2 separate regions of the Mus musculus genome follow, and region 2 is linked to region 1. Evidence: chromatin loops called from intact Hi-C (ENCODE). Cell type or tissue: heart. All regions are shown on one strand. Links, peaks and the distances in the headings refer to the core of each region. The heading gives the core; the rest is flanking DNA.

Evidence for each region. Peaks named below come from ENCODE experiments on the same cell type or tissue, not always from the same donor. Only the 100,000 strongest peaks of a DNase experiment are listed, where the experiment ranks them.
Region 2: it touches region 1 in a loop (2.5-fold over the local background); 6 of 42 quality-filtered maps call a loop at or near these places.

The regions. Positions count from the first base shown.
Region 1 is chr1:136,517,970-136,526,964 of GRCm38, forward strand. It overlaps Kif14 (kinesin family member 14), which reads left to right. Exons shown (of 29, transcript NM_001287179.2): 25 at 1,660-1,815; 26 at 3,221-3,340; 27 at 7,813-7,887; 28 at 8,806-8,938. It also overlaps the pseudogene Gm29485. Among named protein-coding and RNA genes, the nearest start is that of Kif14, 55 kb to the left of the region's middle. In heart, for the core only: a CTCF peak has its summit at 3,552 (motif pointing left); a DNase peak (open chromatin) is centred at 7,172.
Region 2 is chr1:136,460,948-136,469,942 of GRCm38, forward strand. It overlaps Kif14 (kinesin family member 14), which reads left to right and starts at 6,901. Exons shown (of 29, transcript NM_001287179.2): 1 at 6,901-8,227. The coding sequence starts at 7,011. In heart, for the core only: no CTCF peak of the experiment used is centred there; a DNase peak (open chromatin) is centred at 5,294; H3K4me3 peaks cover 1,675 bases; H3K27ac peaks cover 1,000 bases.

The sequences.
Region 1 (8,995 bases), core at 249-8,248:
CCGGGTCCCTCTCTTGTTTGTTCTTTTTGTTAGCCCCAAGTAAAGCTACTAATTATGCCTTTTAATATGCCATGCTATTGATGAATACATGACAGTCTGCTCTCTGTAGGTGAAGGACTCAGAGTGTCTTTTCACAGGGCCTCATGACGTGTTAGATAGCGCGTTGGATATTTGTTGTTGAATGAATGTGAAATTCACATCAAATGAAGGGTCGCTTTGGATATAGACAACAGGGAAAGAGAAGAATGTAACACGGAGGTGACTACAGGCAGATGTGGGCAAGCTTCAGGTGAAGAAGATCTGACAGCATAGGACCCTGAACATAACATGGACAAACATACATGAACATAACATGGATAAAGCCAGAGTCAGAACTGAGGGTGTGACTTAGGCTCAGCCCTAATAAAGGATATAGCCCGGGATGCTCTGAGGTAGAAATGAAAGAAAAGCAGTTTAAGAGGTTGTGTGTGTGTGTGTGTGTGTGTGTGTAAGAATGTAAGAGAGACAGACAGACGGACACAGAGACAGATAAGGACCAGAACCCACTGTTGGTATTTAAAATCCTGCTAATTCGTGTCCTTAGGCAGGCTGCTTAGCTATTGGGTCTCTTCCCTAGAAAATAAGAACAGTAATGGCCACCTGGCAGGGTTGCTGTGGTCGTCAGATGAAATCATGGTGTGAGAGAGTTGGTCCAGTTGCTGCTGTGAAATGTCTTGCCTTCTCTTCATTTCCTGGGAAGAGCACTTTGAACTTGACTTACAAGCTTCCACACAGCTTGTGGGATGCGTTCTATGAAACGAATGAAGGGTGGAGATGCCAAGTGACTGGGAAGGCACTGCTCTAGCCAGAACACTTTACTAGTGAAGCATGCTTGATCCTTACCTTGTGCTGCTGTAATGAGCAAGTGTCTTCTGAGTGGCAGGCCAAGCCAGGCATTCTAAGGGCTGCAGGGGGCGGGGCCAGAAAGAAGCAGCATTAAAGGGGAGGTCCCTGTGCCTTTGCAACTTGCGCACTGAGTGTAGGGAAGGCTGTTGTTTAAAGTAACTGGGGTGCTTTTCCTTTCTCCTCTTCTCCTTTGCACCCCCTCCCCAAGAACAGTTAAAGTTGAAAGGTCAAAGGTGTACCATTTGTTCGTCTTACTGATGTCTGCGTCTAACCCTGACTCAGGGTTAACTGCACACTTGATTTATGTCTCCTCGGTGTCAAGTCTGAGGGAGGGGGCTGAATCCTGTTCATGTTACAGCTGTCAGCTTCAGGGCTGCCTGCTTTCTGTTTCTCACAGGCACTTCAGTGGTCACTATATTATGAATTTTACTTTTAGATCCATGGGTATTTTGTCTTCATGTGTGCCTATGCATCACATATGTGCCTGCTGCTCTCAGAGATCAGAAGGGGGTGTTGGGTCCTCTGGAACTAGAGTTAGAGATGGCCGTGAGCTACCCTGTGGTGGCTAGGAATCAAACCTCTGTTCTCTGGAAGAACACCCAGTGCCCTTATCTCCTAAACAGCCTCGACTGCCCTGTTATTACTGTTATTTTTAGTGCTGGCACTGAGGGCTTAGGTCCAGCCCCTCCTACCTGCTAACTTCACCCACTGCCCCCTTTCTCTTTGCTTTAAAATCTCATATATGTGCTATATGGACCCATCTTTATTTCACAGGGATGCTGTTCGGATATTTCATCGATGGTTAAAGAGGCTCAAAACAAAGTCATGAAGATTATACAGCAGGCTGTTCAGTGTGTGGGTCAGCTAGCTGTTCTGAAAGGGAGCAAGCTCTGTGTTCTGGAAAACAGCAGCAAAGTCTCCAGTACCCAGGTAATGCACAGCATTAGTGCTGGAAAGCCTGTGAAGGAACGCCAGGGACTTCAGATAATAGCAGCGCTACACAGAATAACAAAATAAGTGCATTTCCTTTTTCAAAATAACCTGTACTTTTAATAGCTTGGCCATCTTAAATTCTTTTGGTCAAAAGTGGATAAGGCTGGGATGTACCTCTGGCAGCTTGCAGAGCAGGCGTGAGTTTGATCTCCATTGCTGTGAGTGCACATTTGTAATCCAGCCTTCGGAGGCAGACAGGAGGATCAGAAGGACAAGATCAGTTTTGGTTGTAAAGCAAACTTGAGACCAACCTAGGCTACATGAATACCGTTCTCAATCACAAGCCAACAAAAGCGGTTAAAATATGATTGGTGATTACAGATCTTTACAGTCCTTTTGGAGCCAGGCATGGTGGGATACATTTCGAGTACATTAAGGAGACAGAGCCAAGTTGATCTTTGTGAGTTCAAGGCCAGGCTGAACTACATAATGAGTTCCAGGACAGAGAAACCTTGTCTCAGAAAACAAACAAAACTCTTACTGGGGCTCAGGGTAGGGTGCTCACCTGTAACCTCAGTACCTAGGGGTTGGGGATCAGGAGATCAAGGACAACTTGTGCGACATAGTGAGACCAATCTCAAAACCTAAAGGGAAAATGTGCTTTTTATCTTTTGATGGCTGCTATAAACTGTGGAACATGGTCTTACCCCATCTATATATGAAATAGTAGTAATTATAGAATATTTATATTTGCCCACTTTGTTTATACTATGAACAATATATATTAAAATGTATTATTTCCTAGCAAATAAAGGCCTGCCTAAAATGACCATTCTTCCCAATGTGACACCTGCGGAGTACTACATTATCATTTTGTTAATTTTATTTCCTAATAGATTTTATAAAGTTAGTTATACTAACTTTAGCTGAATTTAATAAACTGAGGGTGAGTTACAGTTTCATTATCTTATAATTTTGAAGAGTATGTAAAACCAGGCAAGTGATGTGGCTCAGTGGTGAAGGTGCTGGCTGTCAGCCTGATGTCCTCAGTGCTGTTTCTCAGAGACACAGGGTGGAAGGAGAGATCCAAGTGTACAGGCTGTCCTGTGACACCTGTATGTGCGCTCGCTCTGTCTGTCTCTGTCTCTCTGTCTCCATCTTGCTCCTTCTCTTCTCTTCTCTTCTCTTCTCTTCTCTTCTCTTCTCTTCTCTTCTCTTCTCTTCTCTTCTCCTCTCTCTCTCTTTCTCTCTCTCTCTCTCTGAGTCTCCTCTGCCTCTCTGTCTCTTTCTCTCTGTGTCACACACACACACACACACACACACACACACACACACACATTTAATAAAATTTTACCTTGTGAAACCAAGCTCACAGCTAACTGAGAGACATTTTTCCTAACAGGAGTTCATGGCCGCTCTCCAGGATGGTGTAACCTCTGGGATGAAGAGTCTCTTAGACTCTGGGCTGGAGACCGCGCAAGACCTCAGGCAGGACCTCTCCAGGCAGAGTGCACGAGAGGAGGTAAGGGTGAGGAAGGATCTGGTCCTCCCGTTGCACACTTGGTCTTAAAGATGGGTCTTGGGTAAAATACTTTAAAATGTACAAGTAACAGTGCAGCGCGGTGAGTTTATATATCATGTGTTTTAGTTTGTGATGAATTCTTTTTTATTGAAGAGCGGATGGTGCCCTGTCTCTGAAGCTCCACTCCATACGGAGTGTGGCAGCGACACCTACTGTTCACTCCCTGGATGTCTTTTCCTGCCTTTCTGTTAGGTCTTTATTTTCTACCTATAAACTGTAAGCAAGCACCTACTGATCCAGTCATCTTGAACTAAATGTTTCCAGGGGCATTCGCACCAGTGATTTCACATCAAGATACAGAACTAGTGATGATGTCAGTGCCTTCTAAGGGTGCTCTGCCTCTGCAGATGACTAGCCCTGACTCATAAGCCGTGCTAGCTGTAGGCGAGATCTTCCACCCTAATCCCTCCCAACCCTCCAACACTAGATGGGAGAGGAAGGTTAGAAGAGAAGGGGATGTAGACATCTTTAGACTACTTCATGCTGATTAGAGGTGTCGGGTTCCTTGGGGCAAATCCAATCTCCGTCATCGGGATATCTCCAACCAGGAATCCAGCAATATTTATTATGTATACAGTGTTCTGTCTGCATGTGTGGCTGAAAGCCAGAGAGGGTACCAGATCTTACCATAGGTGGTTGTGAGCTACCGTGAAGTTGCTGGGAATTGAACTCAGGACCTCAGGAAGAACAGTCAGTGCTTTTATCCTCCAAGCCATCTCTCCACCCTCCATATGCCTGGTTTTTTAAAGAAACCAAAATTCTCACTACAGCTAGGAATGAGGGCTGGAGAGACTGTAGCAAGCGTTCTTGCAGAGGACCCAGGCTCAGTTCCCAACACCACACGGTGGCTCACAGCAGTCTGGCTGTAATTCCAGTATCAGGGGGTCTCATATCCTGTTCTGCCCTCTGATAGTAGCAGCCACATATGTGGTACACATATATATGTACAGGCAAAATCCCCATACATATAACACTTTAAATTTTTTAAATAAAAATAAATACTAGGAACAGTGACTGGCAGCTGCTGAATTGCTCGTCTTGCTTGAACGTGCTGCACTGTGTGAATGTGTCGCCTCCTTGCTTGCATATCTTTGTTCATCCGTTTTAAAAGAAGAACAAAACCAAAGGAGTCCACACTGTCACTAAATCAAGATCTGTGACTCCTGTGTTATTGCAGTAGACGTGTGGCTGATCAGGTTCTGTGGCAGGACCACTGTGGAGAGGGACGCGCTGGGCTGTTAGGTCATAGTCAAAGCATTGCTGACACCGAGATTGGCTATGTCGGGAGCCCCATTCATCACTAATATCTTTTATCAACTGCGTGAGTTCTGTCTGTAAAACTTCTGCTGGCAGTAAGTTCAGAGTGTGGAATCAGACAGTGATGAACGGTGGCCAGTGGCAGAGAGAAGTGCTCATGCTACTGTTAAAGCAGGGGTGCGTGTTAGCTTTGTCTCACACACACACCACATACACACACACACACCACATATACACACATACCACATACACACACACCACATATATACACGTGCCACATACACACACCACACAAATGCCACATACAAACACATGCCACACACACACATGCCACATACATACACAAATCACACATATACACACACACCACATATACCACACATACCACATACACACACACATGCCGCATACACACATACACCACACACACACACCCCATACATACACACACCACATACATACCCCCCCACACACACCTTATATACACACCACATATACCACACACACACACACACACACACCCCACATATACCATACACACCACATATACCACACACACACTCTCCACATAAATAAAAGGAACTAAAAGGATTCTTCACATAGACTCTTTCTCCTTCCTTTTGTTGTTCTATGGTCTGACATTGTAGTTTGTTACATGGTGGAATTTTATTCATTGTATTCTTTGTCCCTTTTTTCTGTCTGTCTTTCTCTCTCTCTGTGTGTGACTGTGTGCGTGGGGAGAGTGATCAGAGGTCAACCTTGGATGTTGTTCCTCTAGAACTTTCCAACTCAGTTTTTGAGACAGTATCACTCACTGATATCTCAGTTAGTCTAGACTGGCTTGCCTAGAGTCCTCTCTCTTCCCTTCTCCATGCTGAGCATGGTGGGGATTGAACTTAGGTCCTCATGGTTAAGTGGCAAGTGCTTTAGCAACTGAGCCATCTTAGCTGGATTCTTTCTGATTGTATTCTCCCAACTTAAAAGTCGGAAGAGCCTGTGGTAGGAGCTGGAGGAGTGGCTCGGCAGCTGAGGGTATTTACTGCTGTTCCCAGGATTGGGGCTGGAATCTCACTCAACACCCATGTCAGACAGCTCACCATCACCTGTAACCCCAGCTCCAAAGGATCATACATGCACACACACCACACAGCACACCCCATACACCACACACACACATACCATGTACCACACACATACACACAAGCCACACATCATACACACACACACCATACACCACACACATAAAGAATAAATACAGCTCAATGAGGGAAGTGTCCACTCACCCTCTACTCCCAATATCGCCAGCTGCTGAGTGACTATGAACCCCCATTGCTAGGCTACACCCAGGGAACTGGAAATAGCCAGGTGCCTCAGAGTAAATATGCAGAGCTGCTGGCCATCATTGAAGAGTTGGGGAAAGAGGTCAGACTGACGTATGCAGGAAGCAAGAGCGCCATGGAGAGGCTAAAACGAGGCATCATTCATGCCCAGAGCCTGGTTCGGGAGTGCTTGGCTGAAACGGAACGGAATGCCAGGTCCTATTCCCTGGTCGGTCTGAAGGCCCATCTCACTAACCCGTGGAGATGAGAAGCTTTGTGCAAAATGGCAGTCATTTTTCTACCACAGTCATTAAGCTCTGAACCCACACTCAAAAGATTGGGAGGACATTTTGCAGTAACTGACGATGTGCATTTTAAGTAGTTAGGAATGACGCAGCTCTTTTTTCTTTCCAAACATTTGAAAGATGTTTGTGAAGCCACTTCACAGCAAGCTATTGTTTGTCCCCAAATACCAGTGTCCCCTCTAGCCTCCCTTTGGATACACATCACCCCAGTTGCCGTCCTTTCCCTGAGTTCACCTGCCTCCAAGTTGAGTGCAAACCACAGCGCCTTTGCTCAGTAGCTGGCCTGCCTGTGTACAGTGTAGACCCTGCTTCATGGAGCTTCTCTGCCTAAGCGTTTGCATGACTGAGTGCTCGGAAGTCAATCTTTAAAATGCACAGAAGAAAGAGCCATTTACCCAACCTCCCAAGCACCCTGCAGATGTCCATCCTGAGGCTGTAGATCTCAGTTCTGTGTTTACTGTGAGCCCATCACAGCATCTGGAAGAAAACGACTGGAACTATTGCATCTTTGTATTTATTACTTGATGTAATAAAGCTTATTTTCATTAACAAAAAGAATAAATACAATCAGGATTGCATTATAGACTCATAGAGGGCACTGAAATTGTAATTTCAAAGCTGGGTTCATGAAATGAAGAAGTGTACTTTTTCTTCTTTCTGGGAGTCAATCTTACCACACAGATCTTGTTTGCCTGGAACTTGAAGCTTGCAGGAGAGTAGTTCTTGTGCCTCTCACTCCTGAGTGCTGGGATTAGAGGTGAGCCACCGTGGCCTACTTTTCTTCTTACTGTAACTGCAAGTCTGAGCCGACCTAGACAAGAGCTTAGTGAAGAAAGCCAATTAAACACACAGCAGCACCCCCTTGCAGAAGCTTGCCTCCACCTGAGGGGGCAGCAGTGAGCAGAGGCCCAGCCAAGGCTTCACTGTTGATTTAGTTTAAGACTTGCACCACTGTGAGAGCCAGGAGTCCCCATCTGGGTCTGATTGTCAGTGGTAAGGTGGGAAATGCCATGTGCAGCATAGATCACAACTGGGAATCACATAACATTTGTAACTTTCTCAAAGCACCTCATATTTTTTTGATAATTCAAACCCTCGCTTTCTTCTGAGAGAAGTTTCATGCCTATAAATATTTAAATAAAAGGCAAATTTTGAGATAGTTACACATCAGAATATATCCTCTCTTATATTTATATTTTATTATTAGTGTATGTGTGCGTGTGGAGACCTGTGTGTCATGTCACATATGTGGATGTCAGGAGACAGCTTTGTGGAGTCATTCACCAGGGTCAACGTTAGGTCCTCAGGCTTGTGCCGCTGAGCCCAGTTCAGCCGTGCTATATGGAAATCAATGTGTCGTTTATTCTGAAGGAATTCCACTTATATGGTTTGAAGAACCCTCGAGCTGGCTTATGAAACTTTTATCTCTTCTGGATTCTAGACCAGAGCTCCCTGTCTGGTCTCGCAGGGGCCTAAGAATTGTGTTTCCTGGTGATTGCGTGTTTACTGAAATATTTTAACATTTCTCTAGGTCACTAAGCAGATGAAAGCCAGTACTGTGGAGTGGGTCGGGTCTCTGGAAAATGCTGTCGCTGAATGGAGGACGGTAGGAGGAGCTTTGCATTGTTTTTTGTTTGTCACTGCGTTTGGTTCCTTTGTAGATATATTTATTTCCCTTGGCAGCCCCAGCTGGAGACAGCTCTGCTGTGCATGCTCACCGAGCATGCTTGTTTCCTAGTCTTTCTTTGGCAGACTTAATGCACTCGTGTAGTACTAGGTCTATGGTGGCCAGGGGCCTGCTAATGCACCCCCTGTTTCTTAGTTACTAGCCTAGGAGCTGCCAGCTTGTGCCTGACTGTAGTCACTATAGACTAAAGAACACATTTAACACTAATGTGCTCAAACAGTGTCAACTAGAGGAGAATTAATATATACTCATGTCACAGGTCACACTTTATAGACAAAGAGAGATGGAGTATAAAAATCAGTGTACCGAAAAGGAGAGTAATGCCCATAGCTGAAGTATTTAAGTAAAGTAAATATTGAAAGAAATACTGTGAGGTTGAATTCTTTGAAATGAAATGTTAGCCTTTTATGGTGTTGGGTACTATGGTCCGTTTCTATGTGCTAGGATGTTAGGGCTGTGGTTTAAATTAAGATTAAATCCGTACTGCTTTTTAAAAGTAACCATTGTTAATTTTGTATTTTGATCTTGCTTATAGAAATGAAGTTATGTACTGGTAAGAAAATTAAATGTTTCAATGTAGCTTCATTATACATTCCATTTTTGTCTGTCATATATATATGCATATATATATATATATGTATATATATTCTATATTTATTTATTTGTTTGTTTATTTGGTTTTTCGAGACAGGGTTTCTCTGTGTAGCCCTGGCTGTCCTGGAACTCACTCTGTAGACCAGGCTGGCCTCGAACTCCCAGGTGCTGGGATTAAAGGCGTGCGTGCGCCACCGCTGCCCAGCTGTATGTTCTTTCTAAGTATTAACTTTTTGTATACAGAAAAGCTTCAGAACTCAAGCACAAGAAGGTTCTAGACAACAAGTTTCCAAGCTGTTAAGCCTTGCGTCAGAATTCTTGAAGCTGAAGTCGTGCTTGCAACAAACCGTTGAGATGATTGTATCTGCGCTGAGAGGTAGGCAGCCCCCTGGGGTCTGCGGCTGGACCTGTGTGATCCCAGGGCTCCCTTTCC
Region 2 (8,995 bases), core at 665-8,664, 57 kb before region 1:
GACATGTCCTTGACCCAAATACATACCCCAAGGTCAGCATCTAGGATGACAGCTGTGGACAGCATCTTGGTGTTTGGGGAAAATGTCTCTGATTTGTACCTGTTTGCACCTCAGTTCCTCTCTCTTAGCTCTGGGCTTTTGCCCACTAGGATCCCAATTGCGTGGGGCCCAGTGCCCTTGGCCTGCCTCTCAGTTGTAAGCTCAGACTTCACTTCGCAGCGTTCTCTTTAGGACCTTGGCTTGTGTTCTCTTGTTTGGGTTGAACCCCCTCTCATTTGCTAAGTGATAGCTAAGTGATAGGCTAAGCCTATCCCACATCCATCCAAAGTGTCCCATTATCTCTAGACCCGGGCACCTCTCCCTAAAGAAAACTGGTCATAAGGTAATAAAGACACAGCTGGCACAGCTGGAAACCCAGCTTACAGCTTTCACAGGAGAGATGTCAAAGATGGAGGGAAGGCCAGGGAAGAACTGATGATGTGGGAGGTCCCTGAGGAGATGGAGACAGGACGTAGGTACAGGATGGTCCCAGGTGGCAGGGCACCTGTGTCTCTGAGGGTTGGAGTAGCTAAGGACCTAAAGAAAGGCTACTTTGCTGGGGTAAAAAGCTAGGAAAAAATATATTAGTGGAGTTATCTTAGTGCCTGGAGATTCGAGTAGTTGGTTTAGTTGTTGTTGATAGGATCTTATGATGCACCATGCAATGTGTTAAAGTTCATGTATGCTATCCATTTAATTTATGTTCTAATTTAATTCTCAAAAATACCTAAGAATTAGCTGCATACAATCAAAACATGTAACTATGTTCAGATTCATGAAAGCACCGTATTTTTTTAAAAAATATATCATGCATGTCTTGCAATTTGACTTTCTAGCAATCATTGACTTTCATTGATATAGTATCTACTAATTTAAGTATGGTGCCACACACTTAGAATCCCAGAACTCAAGAGGCTGAGGCAGGAGAAGTATGAGTTCAAAGGATTATCATATATAAATAAAAAATATAATATATAATGCATAAATTATGTTATATTAAATTATATTAAATAGTATATATTATAATATACACATTATATATAAATATATGTAATATATTTATATATATTGCATGTAATAAATGTATACAATTATGTGTAATTATATATTATATATATTAGAGTTATTACATATGATATTATATAAGATATACAAATATATAATAATTATATAAAACACATTGTATATTTAGTATGTATATATAGTTATATAATAATGTATACATGACATACAGTCTATTATATACATTATACATTATAATTGTATATTATATTGTACATTATATATTATATATTATTGTATCATATAGCATATATATTAAATGTGTTATAAAGATATGTTGTATATTATATAACATATATAATATGTGGTATAATATTTATATAATGTGAACATAAAAGGACACTGACTGTTAACGCAACTCTTGTGCTGTGTGCTGACAAAGCACCAGAAATAGCAGACTCTTCCCTGGTGAGTACTGATGAGAATGAACTAGTTATAAAAGTTCCATTTTCACAGGATTATTCTAGGCTTTATTGGCAAGGGTGGTGGCTCCGTGGGCCACAGCAGCAGTGGCAGCGAATGCATCTTCAGGGAGAGATCCTGAAGCAGGCAAGCAAGCTCTCGCGTCTTATCCAGCACAAACACCAGGCGGGACAGGATCAGTTTCCAGGTTTCCTGCTGTTCTGCCAAGTGTGGGCGGCTGGATGGCAAACACGCCTGTAGTCATGGGGACGGTGGAAAGGGCATGGACATGTGGTCATGTGGCAATTTACACCCAAGAGGAAGGCCACCACGAGCTATGGTGGGCAGCCCAAATACTGTTGTTTTGTGTTTTTCTTGGCCACCAGGCCGATTCTTCTAGAAATATGTGGGAGAAACACCCTAACCACGTGCTCACAGCCTCCCAACCTTCCCCTCTTCCTGTGGCTCTCCAGGTTCCCGTATTCCTAATTCCCCTCCCAGAATGGCTGGACTGCAGAATTGTCTATGATTATGAAATAAACATCAAATCGCAACAGAAGCCGCCGTCGCTGTCGCTGTTGCTGTCGCTGCCGCTGCGGCCACTGCCACCCCTGCTGCAGCCACAGGCGACAGAAGTACAGTGGGTCACAGTTCCATCTCTAATCAAACTTGAAAACTCAGAGCCTTGTAAACAGATGCTCTGCTGGTCACAGCACAAATATCCCTCTAACCTGCCAGGGTCTTTTGAATGTTGGAGAATTGTGTCATGTCCCCAAGTCAGGTGGGAGAAACCAGGCTTGAGGTAAGTTGGGAAGTTTCAACTAGTTTTCCTATCCACTTTGTACTGGCCAAATACTTCATTTTTTTCCCCCTTCAAAGAAATATGCACATGGCCTGTGCTTCTTAAAAATGTAATTGCATACGAGCAAAACAAACGAGTAGCATCCGGCAGTATTTTCTTGTTCTCTTTTAACAGACCACAGTGAGTCCATCATAGAAGGACTTAACAATTTCTCATTTATTTCTAGGGCTTAAGATCATAATCCTCGTGTTTCATAAATATGTCATCATCATTAGCAAGCCCCAAAATGCACTCCTGGCCTTGAATATGGGTTTTAGCAATTTAGAGAGTTACATTAGGCCATACGATTTAAGAGCTAACATTTGCTGAGCGTTAATCCCGTACCGGGCTCTATGCTAAGCACATATTAACTAACTTAATCCTCATTATGACTCTTTAGGGTGGGTAGCTCTCTCATCTGCAGTTTCCAGATGAAGAGCATGAGTCACTCAGAGGCTGAGTGAGGGCCCTGCTAGCCAGCTTGGGACAGAATCTTCAGAGAAAAGGGCTGTCTCAATGAAAAGACCAAAATATCCAAATCTGTCTCGTCTAAGCTAAAGGTGTCTGCAGGCAGGCCCCGTATAATATAATCCTGTGGAATTACATCATGGATTTCAAATGTAGAGAGTGGGAAGTGGAAGTGTGACTAGTGGTCTGAGAATTTCCTGTCAGTCACCTGGGCCACAAGACCCTTCTTCAGGTCAAGCTCACACATGTGTGGAACACACACATGTGGAACACACACAGGATGGCTTACTAGTCTAATTATTGCCTGCTGCTATTTAACATTTCATTACTGTATAACTTTTAGGATTTCTTTTTTCTTTTTTGAGACATGATCTTGCTCTAGCCCAGACTGCTCTGAAATCCACTATACTGACTTCTAAACTTACAGCAATTCTCCTGCTTCCATCTGAATTCTGGGATTACAGGACCACCACGCCCAACTCAATTACTATGGAGCTTAAGTGGGCACAATCACGATAATTCAATTTGTTTTTTTTTTTTTTTCCCTTAGCTTTCAAGGTTTCAAAATGTCCTACTGTGATTGGGATCTTAGATTTTGCCAAGTTTGGACCTATCAAAAATAGGGAATGTTCTTGTGAGCTTCTTCAGAACAAATTGCTTTCATACAGTTACTAGGTCTGCATGTATGGATATATGTATTGTTTTATGGATTAGAAGGGTTTGTTGACAATATTTACTGAGCACTTAATATGTACCAGGCCAAATACTGAGCATTAGAGAGACACTGACTGACCAGACACGACCTCTGACCTCAAGAAACATGCCAGTTTAGACTTGGAATTTCTGTACAGAATTACTAGCCCCAACATTTAAAAAGAATTTCTTTACATGTATCCACTTTTTAATGTCTGGGATGTTTGCATTCTGTTTTATATGAATTAGGTATATACACACGTATGTGTGTGAATTCTTTTTTGAATGAAACATCTTTCTTTACCCAGGTAAAGAAAGTAAATTGAGATTTTTACTTATATGTCATATTTCCTTAGTTATCTTAGACTTCTATGTTTTGAGTTATATTTGGTTTTTTTAAATTCTCGTGTTATTTGAATTTACTAATCTTTTCCCTCATCACACCTCTTGCTACTAATTGAATGAACATTTTCTCAATAGATCTGATAATCTATATTGGAAGGGGTCGGGTGTGAATTTCCCTCTAAGTAGATTTTAAGATTTTTAGGAATTTAAGAATGGGGGCTGATGGGCTGGTGAGATGGCTCAATGGGTAAGAGCACCCAACTGCTCTTCTGAAGGTCCGGAGCTCAAATCCCAGCAACCACATGGTGGCTCACAACCATCCGTAACAAGATCTGACTCCCTCTTCTGGAGTGTCTGAAGACAGCTACAGTGTACTTACATATAATAAATAAATAAATCTTTAAAAAAAAAACATTCCTTAAAAAAAAAAAAGAATGGGGGCTGGGGGCTAGAGAGGTGGCTCAGTGGTTAAGAGCACCCTCTGCTCTTCTAGAGGTTGAGTTCAACTCCCAGCAACTACATGGTGGTTCACAACTATCTGTAATGAGATCTGATGCCCTCTTCTGGAGTGTCTGAAGATAACAACACTGTACTCACATACATAAAATAAATAAATATTTTTTAAAAAAAGAATGAGAGCTGGAGAGATGACTGAGCAGTTTAAGAGCACTTTGCTTGCTCTTCCAGAGGACTTGGGTTCAATTCTTAGCACCCTTCAATTCCATGGATGCCCTAAAACTTTTTCTGCTCTCTGTGGACATCAGGAAAACACACACACACACACACACACACACACACACACACACACACGGTGTACAGACTTACTTGCAAGCAAAACACCCTATGCATACATAAAACAATAAGAAAAAAATTGTCAAGGAATAAAAATTATCTTAAAAACTGACTTTATCGTGTAATTTTTCATATAGTTAAAGCACTTCTGGGTTCCTTTTCTCTCTTACAGAATACATTTCCATTATCTCCATACTGTTAATTTGGAAAAATATTTGGCTAGAATCATTCTTTGGTTTTAGTGATTACCTTTTTTCAGGTTTCAGAATGTTATTGTAACCTTTACCGCAACAGCTTTGGACTTCCAGCCACACCACTTGCTACTTGTCAGATCATTCACAAGTTTATTAACAGACTGGCATAACATTAATACTTGATTAAAATATTCAGGATTAAAAAACAAAACTTTAATTCATCTGAACACTTAGTCCACGACATCACGTAACGACTTGAGTATGAAATACCAGAGTGTTATTATAATTAACGTGGGGGCACATGGTCATTCCCTACAGATCGTCGTGTAAAGGATCGGATAGATGAGGCACTGTCGCTTCTCCTGAAAACCCTTCAGGTGAGTGCCCGCCCCTTTGGTGGTACCGCCCAGCTCCAAGCTCTGAGCTCCAATTCCGCCCAGAGGAGGGGCGGGCCGTCACCTAGGAGATAGGGCGGGGTGTGTCTCGCGGTAGAAGCTGCACTTCCGGGGATGGGGAGGAGTGAAGGCGCGGCGCTTGACGCTACGCCCAGCGACCAATCAGGAAGCGAGGCGCGCATTCAAATTGCCGCAGCCACGGGAGCCTGTGCCGGGAATGGTGAGTGTCGAGGTCTTAGGAGTGGGAAGCGCCTCCGAGCTGAGAGCGCTGAGGTTGCTCGCCCAGCGAGCCGGTGGGCTGAGAGCGTTGCGGTGTTTGCCCAGCAGGCCGGGGTGCTTGGGTGGGTGGTGCGGCTCGGTCCCCTTTAGTCCGAGGGTCCCGGGCAAGGGGCGCGGGGCGTCGCTCTGTCCACCCGGAAGCCGAGAACAGCGCCGCGGAGCGTGGAGCGGCGAACTGGAGGGGTCCAGGTACACTGTCACAGCCTGGCAAGACTGCCAGAGTCGCCAGGAGCCTCGGCCTGTGGTCGTGACCGACTTCTCTTGTCTTCCTTCCAGTCCTCTTGGAGATCTGATGGCCGAAATTCTGCAAACAAAAATCATGTTGATCTATGCAAAGAGCAAATGGCTTTTAGTTTCTAAGACAAAGATATATTGTCCCTAATTTCACCTCATATTGGGAGGGTTCTGTATTTTCACTGAAAGTTTAGCGGGAGATGCTTATACTCGAACTCTTTCTTTCTTCCTACAATGTCTCTTTGTCAAACTTTTAAAAATGAGCTTCTGGTAATTTGTTCCTTGATTGTAACAATGTCCAAATAGTTTGAATCAGTGACATTTTGTAAGGTAGACTCAGGAATTCAATTTTAAAGAGTTGTTTACGTCCATTTAAGGAGCATGACGAAGAGTGGCATTTGCACTGTTCTGTTTTAGATAATGCCTGGCAGATATTGTTGGCCTATATTTACCTATATGTGTGTAAACGCATGCCTGTCTAGTTTGTTGTATAATGAAGAAGTGACAGATAGTGTAGTTGTCTAACTTGAGGGGGTGTGGGCATCGGTGACAGTGTCAGGCTGGCCTTGAAAGTTCCAGTCTCTCACCTCGGCCTCTCTAAGGCTGGGATCACAGGCACGGACCATCACACCTGGCTACACACGCAGTTTGTAGTGTATAATGTCTGTGGTACTTTCTTAAGAGTAGCCTCCTTTGTGACATCGTGTTAAACTCCTCTGTAGGCATTCTTGTATTTAGGATACATTGACAAGTGTTCAGAAACCTACTTTGCTGCAGACTAATCAGACTAGATGCTATGATTCCAAGCTGGGGGCACTTAAAGTATGCTGACATACAGGTGTTGACCTTTCTTGAATCACTTTGTTGAGATTAAGGTCACCTGTAAGCTCCTTCTAAGCTGAGGAAATAAGGATGGGGAGGTCCTGTCTTTGAAGTCTGCAGTGTCTGTGGGTGCCTTGCTCCTAAGGGAACCCTCAGTAGATATTTGTTGAATAACAAGTGAAGTCCTTCGAGGGTGGAGATTGTAGGAGGCTGTGTGGAGGTGCAGTGGGAAGTGGTTTAGTCCAATGCATCCTCTGAGAGTTTGCTTCTGTAGTAGGAAGATCTCTCTCTTTTTAAAGTTTGTAGTAACCGTTTTATTTTTCATTTTTTGTAGTCGGCCAGATATTTTGTTGGAAACTGAAAAGAACAAAATGCCCAGCACCCCGACAAGGATCTGAAGGGCTTAGATCCTTCACATCCTCTTAAAAATCGCTTGCTGCCAAGATGTCAGTACACACTTCGCATAGCAGACACAACATCGGAAGCCTGGAGGTTTCTTCTTCACAGAAGATTTCAGCATCCAGTGGCCTCGTCCACAGCAGCCGGCTGGAACTGCACTTGAAGGCAGATATGTCAGAGTGTGAGAATCATGATCCATTCGTGAATGCTGGAAGTAAAACCATCGACATAAATAGCACTTATGTTATCTCTGCCTGTAAAAAAACAAGAGAGACTCCTGTTACCTCTGACCCCCGGAGACTGAGCCTCCAGAGAAGGGCTACTTGTGGGGACAGAGAGTCGTCTTTACTTGGAAGTGAGTTGGGAAACAGAAGAACAGCAGACACAAGTCTTAGGTTACAACGGCGGCACGGTAGAGCGGATTATGTGGGAAAGTGGGAGACATTGAATCCTGTGGGAGGTAACCCAGGAAGTGACTCTGCCTCCCAGGCATCGAGGACAGAAGCAAAGGGTGTAAATAATGATACCCGTGTCCTGTCGTCTGTCGTCTCCGTGAAAGACTCCAACGACACCGGGTTGACGAGATGCAAAGACCCAGGTCCTCCCGTTGGTGCCTCTAATGAAAAGGTGACAGTTAAGGACACAAACAGTAGAGCGCCTGTGGGTTCCCAGCGTCAGACTGAAGCTATGAGATCAGGACACTTAGTGGTGCAACTGACCGAGAGCAAGTCTGATACCCCAGTGTCAGGAGGAAGAAACTCACACCGTGGGAATGCTGGCAAGGACACTGCTAAACAAGTCGGTACATTTGGAAGCTCAGATACAAGAACCCCAGTGAAATGTGTTTTAGAACACAGATGGACACCAAGGCATGACCCGCCTCCACCGAAAAGCCCAGCTTTATCCACACCGAAAAACAATGGGAAGGACATCCCGAAACATGGCAGTACATTCAGAAGCGCGAGCTCAGAATCGAGGACCCCGGTAAAATGTGTCCCAGAACACAGATGGACACCAAGGCATGACCTGCCTCCACCGAAAAGCCCAGCTTTATCCACACTGAAAAACAGGATTGCAAGCCCTCGAGTTAAACCGAGGCCCAAAAGTTCTCTTTTTGCAAATAAAAGGGAAAGCTCACGAGAAAGCACACTCCCTCCAGAAGAAAACAGTCTAGTTCAGAAGACCTTTACAGAGCCAGACTCCTTAAAAGTAGAGAACAGTCAGGTGACCGTGGCGGTGCGCGTGAGGCCTTTCAGCAAAAGGTACGTCCGGCGTGTTAGCTCTCAGGCCGAGAATTCCATGTCATTATGTGTCTGTAAGACTCTGCTTCTAGAAAGCCAGTGTCTTTAAAGTCATTGGCATTTTCTCTTGGTACGGGGAATTGAACCCAAGACCCCATGTAGGTAGATATAATTGAGCCACATCTTCAGCCCACCAGTGTTTAGGCTTTGATTGTAGTTATACTGGTTATTTTTATAATAGAATACAAAATTAAAATCTATATTTTATACCCATATATAGGCATACACACACAAACACATACCTCTTTTAGAAACCGAGCCAGGCAGGATTGTGCACACTTTTAATCCCAGCATTTGGGAGGAGGAGGCAGGTGGATCTTTGGATTTGAAGCCAGGCTGGTTTGCGAAACAAGTTCCAAGCCAGCCAAAGCTACAGAGTGAGGCCTGGACCTAATGTGGCCAGGGGCAGGGGGAGGTGCCCTGAGTGAGTCATTTCATTCTCTCATGCAATCGCCTCTCAAATCTTTGATTTGTAGTGCTTGGGAATGTCTTCTTTCCTTTCAAAGAGCCACACAAGCTCATAGCTTCCCCAGAGAATGTTCTAGAATGGCATTCATCAACCGTATCACCTGCATTTGGTACATAGTGCTCATAAATGCAGAGGCTTAGCACACTTGATTTTGAAGGCATAGAATATTTCTTTAAAGGTGATTGCAGTTGGCGAGTCACAGATTATTGATAAGACTTTTAAAAAGTCAGCTGGGTGTGGAGGCCAGGCCTTTGGTCCCA